Linked DNA regions of Homo sapiens: region 1 is linked to region 2. The links are chromatin loops, found by intact Hi-C in ENCODE. Cell type or tissue: IMR-90. All regions are shown on one strand.

Region 1 (8,000 bases), 160 kb before region 2:
GTCCTCCCTTGAGGGGGCATGTGGGTGGCCCAGCTCTGTGGCCAGCACAGGGATCACGTGGCAGTTGCCCACAGTAACAGCTAGCTTGATAACACACTTTTTTGAGACAGAGTTTCGCTCTTGTTGCCCAGGTTGGAGTGCAATGGTGCGATCTCAGCTCACCGCAACCTCTGCCTCCCGGGTTCAAGTGATTCTCCTGCCTTAGCCTCCTGAGTAGCTGGGATTACAGGCATGTGCCACCACACCCGGCTAATTTTTTTTATTTTTAGTAGAGACAGTGTTTCTCTATGTTGGTCAGGCTGGTCTTGAACTCCTGACCTCAGGTGATCTGCCCGACTCGGCCTACCAAAGTGCTGGGACTACAGGCATGAGCCACACTCTTATTGGCTGCCTTTCTTTCCTTATCTTATTTTCCTACTCCCCTACAAGGTGCTTCCTTCACTTCCCAAATAAACTAACCCAAATCCTTGTCTCAGGATCTGCTTCTGGGGGAGCTAAAACCAAGACATATCCAACTTGCCTTCAGAATCATGTTCCTAGGGGCAGGGCTGTTGGTTTCTGGTTTTGTAAATTTACTTTTCCTGAGTTGCATAGACTTAGGGTAACTTAAGTCCTGTTTTTTCTCAACACAATTCCTGTTTAATATGTGGCCTTGGTGTTCCATTCCCTAGATGTTCCCTTTTGTCTTAAGAGTATCCTGGTTTGGCTGGGCACGGTGGCTCATGCCTGTCATCCTATCACTTTGGGACGCTGAGGTGGGCGGATTGCTTGAGCTCAGGAGTTCAAGACTAGCACGGGCAACATGGTAAAACCCTATCCCTACAAAAAATACAAAAAAATTAGCCAGGCATGGTGGTGCACGCCTATGGTCCCAGCTACTTGGGAGGCTGAGGCAGGAGGATTGCTTGAGCCCAGGGGATCGAGGCTGCAGTAAGCCAAGATCATACCACTGCACTCCAGCCTGGGCAACATAGCAAGATGCTGTCTCAAAAAAAAAAAAAAAAAAGTATCCTGGTCTGGATGACACATTTTTTTCCCCCTTTCTTTCCACAGGTGTCGATGGATGACACTGTTTTTTTTTTTTTAGACAGAGTTTTTGCTCTTGTTGCCCAGCCTGGAGTGCAGTGGGGCAATCTCGGCTGACGGCAACCTCTGCCTCCTGGGTTCAAGCAATTCTCCTGCCTCAGCCTCCCAAGTAGTTGGGATTACAGGGACCTGCCACCACTCCTGGCTAATTTTTCTATTTTTAGTAGAGACGGGGTTTCACCATGTTGGCCAGGCTGGTCTTGAACTCCTGACCTCAGGTGATCCATCTGCCTCAGCCTCCCAAAGTGGTGGGATTACAGGCGTGAGCCACTGAGTCCGGCCCCGATGACACATTTTATAATCATCCTACAACTGTTTGAAGTGAGTGATCCTTGGTCAGATACATGGACAAGGAAAAGTGGTTAGTTTTGATTTGAATGCCATCAACTCATTGTTTACTTTGGGTGAATCATCCCATTGTAGAGCTGGAAGCAGCTTTTGGAACTGGCTATTCCATGGACTCTCCACCTTGTTTTCTGTTACGCTGCACATGGTCAGGCATTCATATGCATAACACTCCCAGGGGAAGTCTTAATATGCCAGCTGTAACTCTGCTCCTTTTTCTCCCGGTAGGGAAAGCATATTAAATGCTGGCAAGAATTAGGTTGGTATAGGGATAATGTATTATTTAAAAATATATGAATCATCCTCCAGCTAATGGTACTTTAACCATTACCATCAGATCACTCATGGCACAGGTCATGACCGATCGAATTTGAGAACAGCTGATCTCTTCTCAAATCCTTGAATTACATGAAAAAAATCGTCTAGCCTCATGGTGTCTTCATTTTCTCACCTGGAAATGGGGATGGTAAAATCTCCTTCTCTGTCTGGTTGGGATGTGGCAGAAGGCAAATGAGATAATGATTGTGAAAGCCTGGGGAAGTATAAAACCTTAAAGGAATGGAGGCGGTGTGGTGGCCACGAGGCAGCTGCATCTACTGAGTTTGCAAGCGTCACACCAGGATTTACACAGTAGGCTCGCAGGGGAATTGGATCCATCTAGTTTGCACAGGGATTCTCTCCTCAAGACATTTACAAGTCAAAATTTTACCAGTGCTCCTGGTCATTACATAAATTCTCTACATCTTTGTCAAGATGTGTTAGTCAGCGGCCGAGCGCAGTGGCTCACGGCTGTAATCCCAGCACTTTGGGAGACAGAGGCAGGTGGATCACAAGGTGAAGAGATCGAGACCATCCTGGCCAACATGGTGAAACCCCGTCTCTACTAAAAATACAAAAATTAGCTGGGCGTGGTGGCGCGTGCCTGTAGTCCCAGCTACTCTGGAGGTTGAGGCAGGAGAATTGCTTGAACCCGGGAGGCAGAGATTGCAGTGAGCCAAGATCGCACCACTGTACTCCAGCCTAGCGGCAGAGCAAGACGCCGTCTCAAAAAAAAAAAAAAAAAAAAAAAGATGTGTTAGTCAGAACCCTACAGTTGCAAGATACAGAAATCCAATATACATTAGCTTGAATAAAAAGTGAGAATTGGGGCCAGGTGCAGTGGCTCATGCCTGTGATCCCAGCACTTTGGGAGGCCGAGGGGGAGGATTGCTGGAGGAGTTTGAGACCAACCTGGGCAACGTAGCAAGACCCCACCTCTACAAAATTTTTTTTTAATTAGCTAGGCATGGTGGCATGCACCTGCAATCCTAGCCACTAAGGAAGATAAGGTGGGAGGATCACTTGAGCCCATGAGTTTGGGGCTGCAGTGAGCCATGATCGTGCCACTTCACTCCATCCTGGGTGACAGAGTGAGACCCTGTCTATTAACAAAAAGAGGAGGGGGGGTATTTATTGGCTCACAAGAGGAAACTATGGGAATGTCCCGGTTGGAGCTAGCCACAGATGGCCAAACTCCAGACTTGAACATCACAAGGATTTTCTGTGCCACTTACCCATCCTGCTGTCTGTATACTGGTTTCATTTTCCTTAGAACAACTTCTTTCTTAGGTGGGGGCATGGCTCTTTGATGCTGGGCTTCCATACTTACAGCCTTGTGACCAGGGAGAAAAGATACCCTTTTCTCTGACCCTGGCCCCTCAGTCAGTTAACCTGACCCCTCAGGTTAAACTAGAAGAACTCTAGAGAAGCACTCTGATAGGCTCATCTTTGAACCAATCACTGCAGTCTAAGCCAGGTGAGACTGATGCCCACACCTCAAATGAATTATCCAGTTTCTCATGTACGAAGCTACTTCGAGGACTGTTGGCAGCTGGCAGCCATCACATCTGTGTCTATCACTTGGGGAAACTACAGTCTTATATATCATCAAACCTTTATTCCTAATGAATCTATTACACTTCTAGGACTATAAATAATAAATTCTCTCCCATTCCTCCAATGCAAATATTTTGAATATTTTAATGATTGCTTTCCAAAGCCTACTTTCAAAATCACCCGTCCAAGATTTGTGCCAATATATACTCCCACAAACAGATGGTGGTGGGCATCCTTGAATTATAAGCTGTCATTGATCTATACTGGTGGTTCTCAACTGAGGATTTTGCCTCCCCAGGGGACAATGGCAATGACTGCAGACTTTTTTTTTTTTTTGGCAGAATCTCTCTCCGTCGCCCAGGCTGGAGTGCAATGGTGCAATCTCGGCTCACTGCAACCTCCAACTCCTGGGTTCAAGCAATTCTTATGCCTCAGTCTCCTAAGTAGCTGGGATTATAGGTGTGCACCACCATGCCCAGCTCTTTTTTTTTTTTTTTTTTCAGACAGAGTCTCACTCTGTCACCCAGGCTGGAGTGCAGTGGTGCGACCTCACCTCACTGCAACCTCTGCCTCTCGGGTTCCAGTGATTCTTCTGCCTCAGCCTCCTGAGTAACTGGGATTGCATGCATGCACCATCATGCCCATCTAACTTTTGTATTTTTAGTAGAAATGGGGTTTTGCCATGTTAGCCAGGCTTGTCTTGAACTCCTGGCCTCAAGTGATCCGCCCGCATCAGCCTCCCAAAGTGTTGGGATTACAGGTGTAATCCCAGTTACTTGGGAGGCTGCGACAGGGGAATCGCTTGAATCCAGGAGGTGAAGGTTGCAGTGAGCCAGGATCGGGCTACTGCATTCCAGCCTGGGTGACAGAGCGAGACTCCATCTCAAAAAAAGAAAATGCCTCATTATTGGTAAAGGAATATAAAAATGTAAGAAAGTATTTATAAGTTGCCTGGTACAGAACTTTGAACCCAGTAGGTGCCACATAATTGTTGGATAGAAGTTTTTCCTGTGAGAACTGCTCCAGTAACAGCCACCAGATGGCAGCAAAGAGCAAGTTTCCCCTCAGAAGTTCCCTCTGGTTAGGCTATGGGGTTTGAAAGGGGGAAGAAAATGGTTGATTTCTTTTCTTTGCATTTTTGTTGTTGTTGTTGTTGTTTGTTTGTTTGTTTTTGAGATACAGTCTCGCTCTGTGGCCCAGGCCGGAGTACAGTGGCACGATCTGGGCTCACTGCAACCTCCGCCTCCTGGGCTCAAGCAATTCTCCTGCCTCAGCCTCCCGAGTAGCTGGGATTACAGGTGTGTGCCACCACGCCCGGCTATTTTGTATTTGTAGTAGGGATGGGTTTTCACCATGTTGGCCAGGCTGGCCTCGAACTCCTGACCTCGAGAGATCCACCCGCCTTGGCCTCCCAAAGTACTGGGATTACAGGCGTAAGCCACTGCACCCGGCCATAAATTTTTTGTAGAGAGGTGGTCTCCCTATGTTGCTCAGGCTGGTCACAAACTCCTGGGCTCAAGTGATTTTCTTGCCTCGGCCTCCCAAAGGGCTGGAATTACAGGCATGAGCCACCATGCCTGGCCCCTCCCTGATTGCTATCAAATTGATTCCCCATCGCTCACTCCTCCCCTCCTCCTCAACACTTTCCTACCTCAAACCCACTCATGTGTGTTTTTTTTTCTTTCTCCCAATTTCTACCATGGGAATGATTTCTTTAAAATGCACTGAGGGGCAAATTGAAAGTGACAACAATCTTTGTGTTCGGAGCCTGAAGTTAATGTGTTCTGGCAATGGGGATTAAACCTGAGAAATTCACAAAACATGTTTCAAGCAAAATGAGTGAAAATGGATGAGGTGATGGGAAAGAATGAAAATATTTAAACAGATTACTTACACCTTAAGTGCCTGTCCCAAGTGGGCCTTCCATCCACCCATCGTCTATTCTGCAAATATTTATTCCTGACTTGGGAATACAGACACAGTCTTAATCCTCATGGAAAAAGGGAAGACAAATATTAGAGAAGTAATTAATTACACATGTGATGTAGGCTAGGATGGGGAGGGGACCAGGACCATGGTGATGTGTAATGGGGTGACCTAATTTTTGGAAAGAGTCAAGACAGGCCTCTCTGGGAAAGTGATGTTTAAGGTGAGACTCAAGTATGAGTAAGAGTTGGCAAAGAAGGAAGGGGAGGGAGTGGGCTAAGCCCTCTAGGCTGAGGGAACAGGGTACTTGAAGGTCCAATGGTTTCCATGTAATTTTAGAGCACTCTGGTTGAGAAAATACATGACTAAAAGCTACCATGATTTAAGGACTCTTCAGATTCCTGTTTTATTTATTATAACATCATCCACACACTTTGAAAAATTCTTGGCTGGGTGCAGTGGCTCATGCATGCAATCATACTTTGGGAGGCCAAGGCTAGAGGACTGCTTGAGCCTAGGAGTTGGAGACCAGCCTGGGCAACATAGCAAGACCTTGTCTCTACTAAAAATAAAAAATTAGCCAGGTGTGATGACATGGTCTTGTAGTCCCAACTACTCGGGAGGCTGAGGTGGGAAGATCATTCATGCCCAGGAGTTTGAGTTTGCAGTGAGCTGTGATCATGCTGCTGTACTCCATGCTGGGCAACAGAGTGAGATCCTTTCTCAAAAAAAAAAAAAAAAAAAAAAGAAAGAAAGAAAAAGAAAAAAGTCTTATGTGGGTGTGCAGGAGGCAACATTTATTCAGTCTATAAATAAATGTGGTGATGGGTTGCATTAATTTCATAGAGTCCTTATGAATCTACAACCCCAGTCCATGGAATACACAGGACACAATCCCTGTCCTTAAGGGGCTGATAGTTTAGTCGGGACAATGGTTGCCCCTCCGTGCACTCCCTTTGTCTTAACACTTCAGGGCATCTCTTATGAAACATTTGCATGTTTGGTCACGTTTTTCTTGGATCTGTCCCTATTCCTCTGATCACTCTCTGTCACCTCATCTCCAACACTCATTAAACTAGAAGTTCCTAATTCAGATCCATGAACCCCCAAAAGGGGACAGTGGGTAGAACTCAGACATCCAGAGCCGGACGCGGTGGCTCACCCCTGTAATCCCAACACTTTTGGAGGCCGAGGCGGGCGGATCACGAGGTCAGGAGATCGAGACCATCTGGAGTTTGCAGTGAGCCAAGATTGCGCCACTGCACTCCAGCCTGGGTGACAGAGCAAGACTCCATCTCAAAAAAATAAAAAAAATAAAAAAAATTCAGACATCCAAAAACGTGGGAAAATCACTTCTCTATTTTCACAATTCTAACTGAAAGACAGCATTTCTCCTTCCATTGTGAATGCAGACAACAAACCACGCCTGTGATTTTTTTTTTTTTTTTTTTTTTGACACAGGGTCTTTCTCTGTTGCCCAGGCTGAAGCGCAGTGGTGTGATCACAGGTCACTGCAGCCTCCACCTCCCGGGCTCAAGTGATCCTCCCACCTCAGCCTCCCAAGTAGCTCAGATCACAAGCACACACTACCACACCCAACTAATGTTTTAACTTTTTGTAGAGTCAGGGGTCTCACCATGTTGCCAGGGCTGGTCTGGAACTCCTGGCAGTGCCTGTGATTTTGTCACCCGTAGAAGTCACAGATATTTGTACACTACATGTACAGCTGCTGCTGATGTCTCAAAATTAATGCTCATAGCTACTTTAAAATCATGGCAGTTTTTAGACTTGCTGCTAGATCTTATTATTTAGTTTGTTAATAGAGACACATATTGCTATAAAATGTGTTTATAGCAATTGTTTATAGCAATATAAAAACCATGTTGCTATATCCCAAGTTGGTTTTGTAAAGTATTTTGATAACTTGTATTTCAATATAATTGGTTCCTTTGTAACCCTGTGTGTTTTCTTTTTGGCATTTAAAGCTGTTATTCTGACCAGGAGTGGGTGCGGTGGCACACGCCTGTAATCCTAGCACTTTGGGAGGGCGAGGTGGGCTGATCATCTGAGATCAAGAGTTTAAGAACAGCCTGGCCAACAGGGTGAAACCCCATCTCTAAAAAAAATACAAAAAATTAGCTGGGCGTCATGGCGTGTACCTGTAATCCCAGCTACTCGGAGGCTGAGGCAGCAGGCTCGATTGAACCCGGAGGTGGAGTGTATTAGTCTGTTTTCATGCTGCTGATAAAGACATACCCGAAACTGGGAAGAAAAAGAGGTTTAATGGGACTTACAGTTCCCCATGGCTGGGGAGGCCTCAGAATCATGGCGGGAGGCAAAAGGTACTTCTTACGTGGCAGTGACAAGTGAAAAATGAGGAAGAAGCAAAAGCAGAAGCCCCTGATAAACTCATCGGATCTTGTGAGACTTAGTCACTATCACGAGAATAGCAGGGGAAAGACCAGCCCCCACGATTCAATTACCTCCTCCTGGGTCTCTCCCACAACACGTGGAAATTCTGGGAGATATAATTCAAGTTGAGATTTGGTTGGGGACACAGCCAAACCATATCACGGAGGTTGCAGTGAGCTGAGATCGCACCACTGCACTCCAGCCTGGGTGGCAGAGTGAGACTCCGTCTCAAAAAAACAAAAACAAAAACAAAAACAAAAACACACAAAAAAACCCGTTATTCTGAGAAGAGTCCTTCAGCTTCACAGGGTTGCCAAAGGGAATTCACACATAGAAAATGCGAAAAAAACCTGCGA
Region 2 (8,000 bases):
CGGCCACTGTGTTGATTACGCTCAACGTCTCTTAACATTCACTGTTCCTGCCCAGAGGCAACGCTCTGGAAACTAATAAGTCACTGCTTGCCTGGGACTCCTAAGAGTGCAGACGAATAAATATCTCCTTGCCCTGTCCTGGATTTGTCCTCTAGATCTTTGCAAGGAGATGGGGGGGGATCAAGATGGATTTGGGATAAAATTAAAGTGACGTCTGCAAAAACAAAACAAAAACAAAAGCAAACAGGTGAAAAATGATGATTGTGGCTTCCTTGCTAACTGGGTTAGAGAAGTGATCAAGTGTGAACCGGGACTTGAATGAGAGGAGTGACTTAGCATTTGGTGACTGTCCTTAACGAAGAACTGTGCGCTCCTGGGCGAAGAAACAATGGTATTTCCATCCCAACTTAACTTTTGGCGAATTAGCCTTAGCCCAGACCACCAGGTGGTTTCGGAGGCTACTTGAGATGTGATTGCTCCTAATGAACCTCCACGGGCCTTTTTAACCTGTCGATGTGTTTATTTCAGATGGAGCAGGAAATGACCCGGTTACATCGGAGAGTGTCAGAGGTGGAGGCTGTGCTTAGTCAGAAGGAGGTGGAGCTGAAGGCCTCTGAGACTCAGAGATCCCTCCTGGAGCAGGACCTTGCTACCTACATCACAGAATGCAGTGTGAGCCTTCCCTGAAGCCCCCTTCCCTTGGAGGTGGCACTTCCTGTTGTGTGTGTCTCATCCTGTTTCATGATGGCTCCATGAGGCACATCACAGCCAATGGCAGAGAGTAGAGAGAGGGAGAGCACAAAAGCAAGATCTGTGTTTTGCAGAGTAGTGAGAGCCAGGCGTAAGGTCCCCAAGAAATGAGATTGGACTCATTTCCAGCAGAAAGTGCAGGTAGACGGCTGGTACCATGGAGTCTGGAGATGGGAGTAATCCATCTTTGCCGCAAGTTGCAAAAGATCTTAACATCTCCCATCCCAGCCTCTGTGGTCTGCGTTGTGTCTGACATGAGCAGCCTTGAGAACCAGACTCCCAACTATGTACAAGAAAACTTACTTTCAATCTTCCTGACATCAAATTTTCCATTGGCCAGAACCAGTGTAGTGACAAGAAAATAGCCTTGAAAACCCAGACCCTCTGTCATTATTTACCATGTGACTTTCATTTTTTCTTTCCTTCACAAGAGTAGACTGTCTTCTTCTCCATTGTCTTGTTAAATTTTTCATTCAGGTGTTTTTTAATGTGCCCAATTAAACAGTCTCAAGAAGTTGAATCACACATTTCTAAAGTTTTTTTCACAAGGGAGAGGAAATCTATAGAACGTGGCTGATTAAGAATAACTGCTATGTTTCCATTCCAGACTTGGCTGCCTTTCAGTGGTGGGTGAAGTTATTCAGCTATGTATTTCAGATATAGATTTCAGTGCCATTGAAGCATTAAGGGATTCTTATGGATGAAAGGTGTCCAGGAAAAATAAGCCAGGAGGTAGAAATAGACCACTTGGAGTCTTAAATGACAACTGGGCAGAGGATATGAAGTCATTGCTACTTTGAAAGAGGCATATGTACTTTAGGGCCCACAAATAACTGTAGAAAACACTTTGTAGCTATCCACATGGTGGCTGTAATAGCTACTGGGTCTTAATAGGTTTTAGTCCTGAACATGCAAGTAAGTATCTCCTAGGACAGGTAGATGGTGGCAGGAGACAGGCTGATGCAGTTTCCGGCTGGATCCCTAAGGTCACCAGGTTGAGATGATGTTTCTTGAACCAAGGGGTTTTACAGGATGGAAACCGGAGTCGGCAACCAACTGGAAGTTGTGAACTGTGGTCCGTCACTCGAAACTGTCCTGGTGTCTGCGAAGCAGCTTGCAGCTCTCTTAATGAGTCTTTTCAAACAAAGCAGGATCCACAGGGCATCCCTATTAAAATTTTTGCTTTCTGCAGAGCTTAAAGCGAAGTTTGGAGCAAGCACGGATGGAGGTGTCCCAGGAGGATGACAAAGCACTGCAGCTTCTCCATGATATCAGAGAGCAGAGCCGGAAGCTCCAAGAAATCAAAGAGCAGGTAGGCCTGCTTGCCTGGGAGCACAGCAGCATCTCGGCTTGCTTGGACCTCTAATTTCAGGAGAGGCGTGTTTGAGAGAGAAATAGGAAGAAAGGGAGAGAGAGAAAGGGTGGGGGCAGAGTGGAAGAGAGACAGGTATGTAGGTCATTCAGAAACTTCAGATTTCTCATAATTTATATACATCATAGAATGCTTGTTCCAGCTCCTTTTGAAGCTGATACCCCATAATGTCTGCTTTTAAAAATAAAGATGTAGGTTTAGAGCAAGAGTGGGCAGACTTCAGCCTGTGGGGCAAAGCTGGTCCAACACCTATTTTCTATGGCCCACAAGCTAAGAATGGGGTTACGTTTTTAAACAGTTGGAAAAAAAATCAAAAGTAAAACAATATTTCATGACATTTGAAATTTATATGAAATTCAAATTTCAGTCTCCATAAATAAAGTGTTTTTTTTTTGGAACACAGCCATGCTTGGTAATTTGCATATCGGCCCTGGCTGCTTTCAGGCTACAGAGTCAGAGGTGAGTGGTTGTTACAGAGACCATGTGGCCTGCAAAGCTGAAACTACTTACTATCTGGCTTCTTACAGCAAAAGTTTGCCAATCCCTGCTTTAGATGGTTAAAAACAATTAAATGTTTTAATAGCTTCTCAGATGCACTTTTAAGTTTTTGAGTGAAGCCAGGCTAATTCATAGTTTTACTTACATAAAGAAATATTCTAGAAGAGAAATTTGAACCATTCTGGTCAAGGTCAAGTCAGGATTAACACTGCCTATCTGAGTGCAGAAGGCTGTCCCCTGTGTTTTCAGAAAGGAGAATCGAGACCTTTAAAAAGCCCACTCTTTTTTTTCTTTCTAAACGGGTTTTCTTTCTAAATGGCTCATTTTTGTATTGCCTCATTGTTTCCTTTTTAGCATGGATTTTTGTGTCTTTTGAAAAACTGTAAATAGAGACTTTAATGAAGAGATGGCAATGAGCAATTGGAGAGCTGAACTATCAGCTGCCAGGCAACTCTCATTCACTTCAGAAAATCTAATGGAAACACTGATAGAAATGAACATTTCTGTCTCTGGGTAGCACAAACTTAGCCATCTGGCTGGAGCTAATGCAAGAAACTTCTGCAAATAACTCTATCCATTAATTACTCTTTAAAAAAAGAATTACTGTCTTTGGAGTTTTGTTGGCATATTTATCATCTGAATATTTTAAAGTTGTGATCAGTTAATATTCTGTTGCTTGATAAAAACATTATAAATAAACGTGCATAGGACGGAAACCCTGTAAAGGATCATCAGATCTCTGAATAATGCAGTCTTAGAGGTTTTGAAGGCTGCACATTGGCTTTGAGAAATCTGCTTTGACAGTTGACTCATGCTCCTTTTATCAACATAGTTTTTCATCCTAAAAGTTTCAAGAGGTAGGAATCATTTTCTCCCATTAGTTCAACATACCTGGAAATTTACTTTTGGTGACATCCTGGGGAAATGAAAGCTGTGTTTGGCCACCAGAGGGAGCAGCTGGTGTCCATAGATTCCTTAGAAACGGAATTATCAGGACGTTTTGAAAAGGTGTATGTTGGTGGCCGAGTTCAAAGACACGTCTTTTATGATTCATACCACAGTTGGCATGCATGTGGAGTCTTAGATTTAATGACTGCTAAAAGTTCCATTGTGGGGAAGAAACGTGGTTTCAGATTTGATTTTTCATCGGAACAAGGATTTATTTTATGACTTTTGGTAAGTTTTGTGAGAGCAGGATGTTTGCAGACTGGGAGAAAGCTTTTAATGCTTGCAGCAAACTTTCAGTATTTAGTTTGTGGCATATTGATTTTTTCTAGACTTGGGATTTATTCCCTGATCTTTCTCTTAAAAATCTAACTTTCTATATCGCTCTTTATTTTTTTGAGATGGAGTCTCGCTCTGTCACCCAGGCTGGAGTGCAGTGGTGCAGTTTCGGCTCACTGCAGCCTCCACCTCCTGGGTTCAAGTGATTCTCCTGCCTCAGCCTCCTGAGTAGCTGGGACTACAGGTGCACGCCGCCACACCCAGCTAATTTTTGTGTTTTTAGTAGAGATGGGGTTTCACCATGTTTGTCAGGCTGGTCTCGAACTCCTGACCTCCTGATCTGCCCGCCTTGGCCTCCCAAAGTGCTGAGATTACAGGCATGAGCCACTGCACCTGGCCGGCTCTTCATTTTTTTAAAAAATATTTTACTTCCACCTAGCTACCCCCTCTAGAATATTTAGATTTGGTTTAAAAGAAAAACACCTCAAAGACTCATGTGAAATTTGATTCCTAGATCATTACTAGCAATTTCAGCTTCTTCCTTGCTCCCCTACTCAGGAAAGGAGACAAAAGTGTGGGTAACACAAAAGTCACTTGTGTTCCATGGTTTCTGAGTGAATTGCATCATACCTGATCCTTCCTCCCCACAAAATTCTGAAGCTCCATTCAGAAGACTTGCGTTAGGTGGGCCTTGAAACCTGTCTGCAGTTCCCCATCCTGACCTGACTCACACCTACCAGTCTTTCATTCCATCCTGAGATACCACAGCTCTCTCTCAGCTGATCTTGCAAACAGACCTGATGATCACCTCTCAGGTTTTTCCTGAAGCAGGGATTTGGTTAGCTGCTAGATTTATAGGATTTCCTTGAAGTATCCTGCACAATATCAAAGGATCCACAAATGAGTTAGAATTTTCTTTTGATGCTTGTAGGAGACTGGGTGCCCCGAGAGCTTGGAGAGCTGACAGAGTGGTTGCCTGATTCCTGCCTTCCTCCCTCTTATGTGCTGACAGCTCAGGGAAGAGAGATGTTGGGGGGAAGGAACAGACACTCTGTCCTTGCTCTTGACAAAACACAAAAATTACATTCCCTTCTCGCCGACATAAATTCAAGAAAGAAAAGTGAGCTTGAGGACAAAAGATGCTCAAGATTTGGTGTCCATGCCTGTAGCCAGGACTGGCTTTCCCATTAGCTCTAGCAGGCACGGTATCTAGGGACCACTTTACTTTTAGGGTCTCACAAAATGTTTTAATTTTTTCATCAGAAGAAAAAAGTTGGGCTTAGGTCAAAGACACTGTTTTCATAGATGATGTTAATATTTTTGTATTTATAGGAGCACAACTGTAAAATGTAATTTTTAATTTTAATTTTTATGGAGGAAGGCAAGACAGGCTCAGTGCTCACAGTTATGAAAGCCATAATATGGCTCTGCTTGAGGGGGTCCAGAAAAACCGATATTCCATTTCACATACAGCTCATGTTCTGGCCTGTGAATTAATTAATTAATTAATTAATTTGAGATAGAGTCTTGCTCTGTCACCCAGGCTGGAGGGCAGTGGTGTAATCTCAGCTCACTGCAACCTCTGCCTCCCAGGTTCAAGCAGTTCTCCTGTCTCAGCCTTCCAAGTAGCTGGGATTACAGGTGCTCACCACCATGTCTGGCTAATTTTTGTATATTTTGTAGAGATGGGGTTTCACTATGTTGGCCAGGCTGGTCTTGAACTCCTAACCTCAAGTGATCCGCCACCTCGGGCTCCCAAAGTGCTGGGATTACAGGCGTGAACCACCATGCCCGGCCTGCCCTGTGAGTTTAGATAATTGTGAGCAGGTTATAAAGATCTTTGGTTATATAATCCAGCATTGCCTGCTTAGTATGCATGACCCAGGAAACCTGTGTGCCCCATGATTCTGAGGATTGACCTTCAATAACAGTATGCTTTTGGGTGGGAGAGAGTGAAATGAGACCCGTGTTCCATTTTGGGCTGTTTTTTCCTTTCTCCTTTACAGATAATAGAGGGAGAGGTGTGCTTGCATGGAAACCATCCAATTTTCATAAGAGCAGCACATCCCCTTTAATATGCTCTGGGGGGGGGGCGTCACCTGCTACAATGGGATAAAAGGTTTCCTTTATACCCTGTTATTCAAAAATTGCAATTTATCAGTTAAAAGAATATCCTTGCTCAGTCGATTATTTCTTGGGAGAAATATTCAAATATTCCTCACCAATTATTTCTTGGGAGAGTGGATCTCAGAGATGTTACTGAATATTGTGATTTTTAAAGACATTCTTGATTCAATTCCTTGTTCATTTCGTTTTGTATCTCTCTCGTCCTCACCCCACAAGTCACCTTGGATTACATAAATGCTCATTCATAATCCTTATACTTAGCCTTGATTTTTGCTAACACAGAATATTTTTATACTTTGTCCAAAAGTTTTCAAAATCACTGGCCATTTCTTTTGGTGAGCCCAGTTCTGAGAAACTTCAATGTAAATGTTTTGATTTTAGAAATGCATTTTGGAAAAGGTTGGGCTGTTTGGATCACTTAAAGGGTTTGCTCAAGGGAACAGGAAGGTTCTTTCCTTGGAATTTTTCTCACAAGTTATTTTGACCGAAGCCAGTGTTTTGTGACTCTTCCAGATTTCAGGGTGACTTGCATTGCAGGAGTGATGTTACGGTCATCATTCAGTTTTGAGCCCAGAAAAATTAATGGTGAGAAACTGACATGATGAGTTTCACCTTCCAGAATTCTTTCCACTGAGATTTTCAATTACCCTCTTGTGCTGTCTGAAAGGTTAATTTTAAAACTAGTACCATATCCAATTTGTGTTAGGAGCACATGACTTCTAAAGGACAAGTCTATATAAATGATTACCCTTGGCGGAAAACTACATGTAAGCAGTTTATCCTTGTTGTTTAAAGAACATCCCTTTTGGCTCTCCTGTGTTAGGCCTTAAGGTTCTGTGCATTTCGTATGGTGTGATTTGCATGTGTGTTCCCGGTGGTTTTGCTAATGACATATGCTCTACATTAAAAGTGTTTTTTTTTGTTTTTTTTTGTTTTTTTGAGACGGAGTCTTGCTCTGTCACCCAGGCTGGAGTGCAGTGGCGCGATCTCGGCTCACTGCAACCTCCGCCTCCCGGGTCCAAGCGATTCTTCTGCCTCAGCCTCCTGACTAGCTGGGATTACAGGCGTCCACCACCACACCTGGCTAATTTTTGTGTTTTTAGTAGAGACGGGATTTCACCATGTTGGCCATGCTGGTCTCGAATTCCTGACCTTGTGATCCGCCTGCCTCAGCCTCCCAAAGTTCTGGGATTACAGGCATGAGCCACAACACCCGGCCAAAACAGTTTTAAGGTTTAATATTTTTTTCTCCCTCATCTTCACCCTACACTTCTCACCTTTGCCTACTTGGTGCCTCATTCTGGGTCCATCTTTCTACTCCCCTCGTCTCTAGGTCTGTAGGTTGTTTTTTTTTGAGACGGAGTCTTGCCCTGTCACCCAGGCTGGAGTGCAGTGGCGCGATCTCGGCTCACTGCAACCTCTGCCTCCTGGGTTCAAGCGATTCTCCTGCCTCAGCCTCCCAAGTAGCTGGGACTATAGGCCCGCACCACCACACCCAGCTAATTTTTGTATTTTTAGCAGAGACAGTGTTTCACCATGTTGGCCAGGATGGTCTTGAACTCCTGACGTCAGGTGATCCACCTGCCTTGGCCTCCCAAAGTGCTGGGATTACAGGCGTGAGCCACTGCACCTGGCCAGGTCTTTTCTTTGCCAGTCTCTCTTCACTGTGCATCTTCCCTGTGTGGTTAATACTCTTCCATCCTCACTGCCTGTCTATTCTTTTCGGAGTTCGAAAGTTCTCTTTTATTTCATTGCCTGCTCTTTAGGAGTACCAGGCTCAAGTGGAAGAAATGAGGTTGATGATGAATCAGTTGGAAGAGGATCTTGTCTCAGCAAGAAGACGGAGTGATCTCTACGAATCTGAGCTGAGAGAGTCTCGGCTTGCTGCTGAAGAATTCAAGCGGAAAGCGACAGAATGTCAGCATAAACTGTTGAAGGTAGTCAGCCACCCTCCAGGAGGGTGCTTTTTGGGTAAAATTGTACATGATCTTAGCAAGAAAAAGGAGAACCTAGTTTAATGAGAAACAAC

What was found. Peaks named below come from ENCODE experiments on the same cell type or tissue, not always from the same donor. Only the 100,000 strongest peaks of a DNase experiment are listed, where the experiment ranks them.
Region 1: it touches region 2 in a loop (12-fold over the local background); 3 of 110 quality-filtered maps call a loop at or near these places.

The regions. Positions count from the first base shown.
Region 1 is chr12:119,934,585-119,942,584 of GRCh38, reverse strand. LOC112268087 (a long non-coding RNA gene) reads right to left here and starts at 3,194. Exons shown (of 4, transcript XR_002957391.2): 1 at 2,985-3,194. In IMR-90, a CTCF peak has its summit at 4,347 (motif pointing right); a DNase peak (open chromatin) is centred at 1,474; H3K27me3 peaks cover 469 bases.
Region 2 is chr12:119,776,580-119,784,579 of GRCh38, reverse strand. It overlaps CIT (citron rho-interacting serine/threonine kinase), which reads left to right. Exons shown (of 48, transcript NM_001206999.2): 12 at 529-672; 13 at 1,943-2,062; 14 at 7,738-7,908. Among named protein-coding and RNA genes, the nearest start is that of MIR1178, 67 kb to the right of the region's middle. In IMR-90, a CTCF peak has its summit at 3,564 (motif pointing right); no DNase peak of the experiment used is centred here; H3K4me3 peaks cover 209 bases.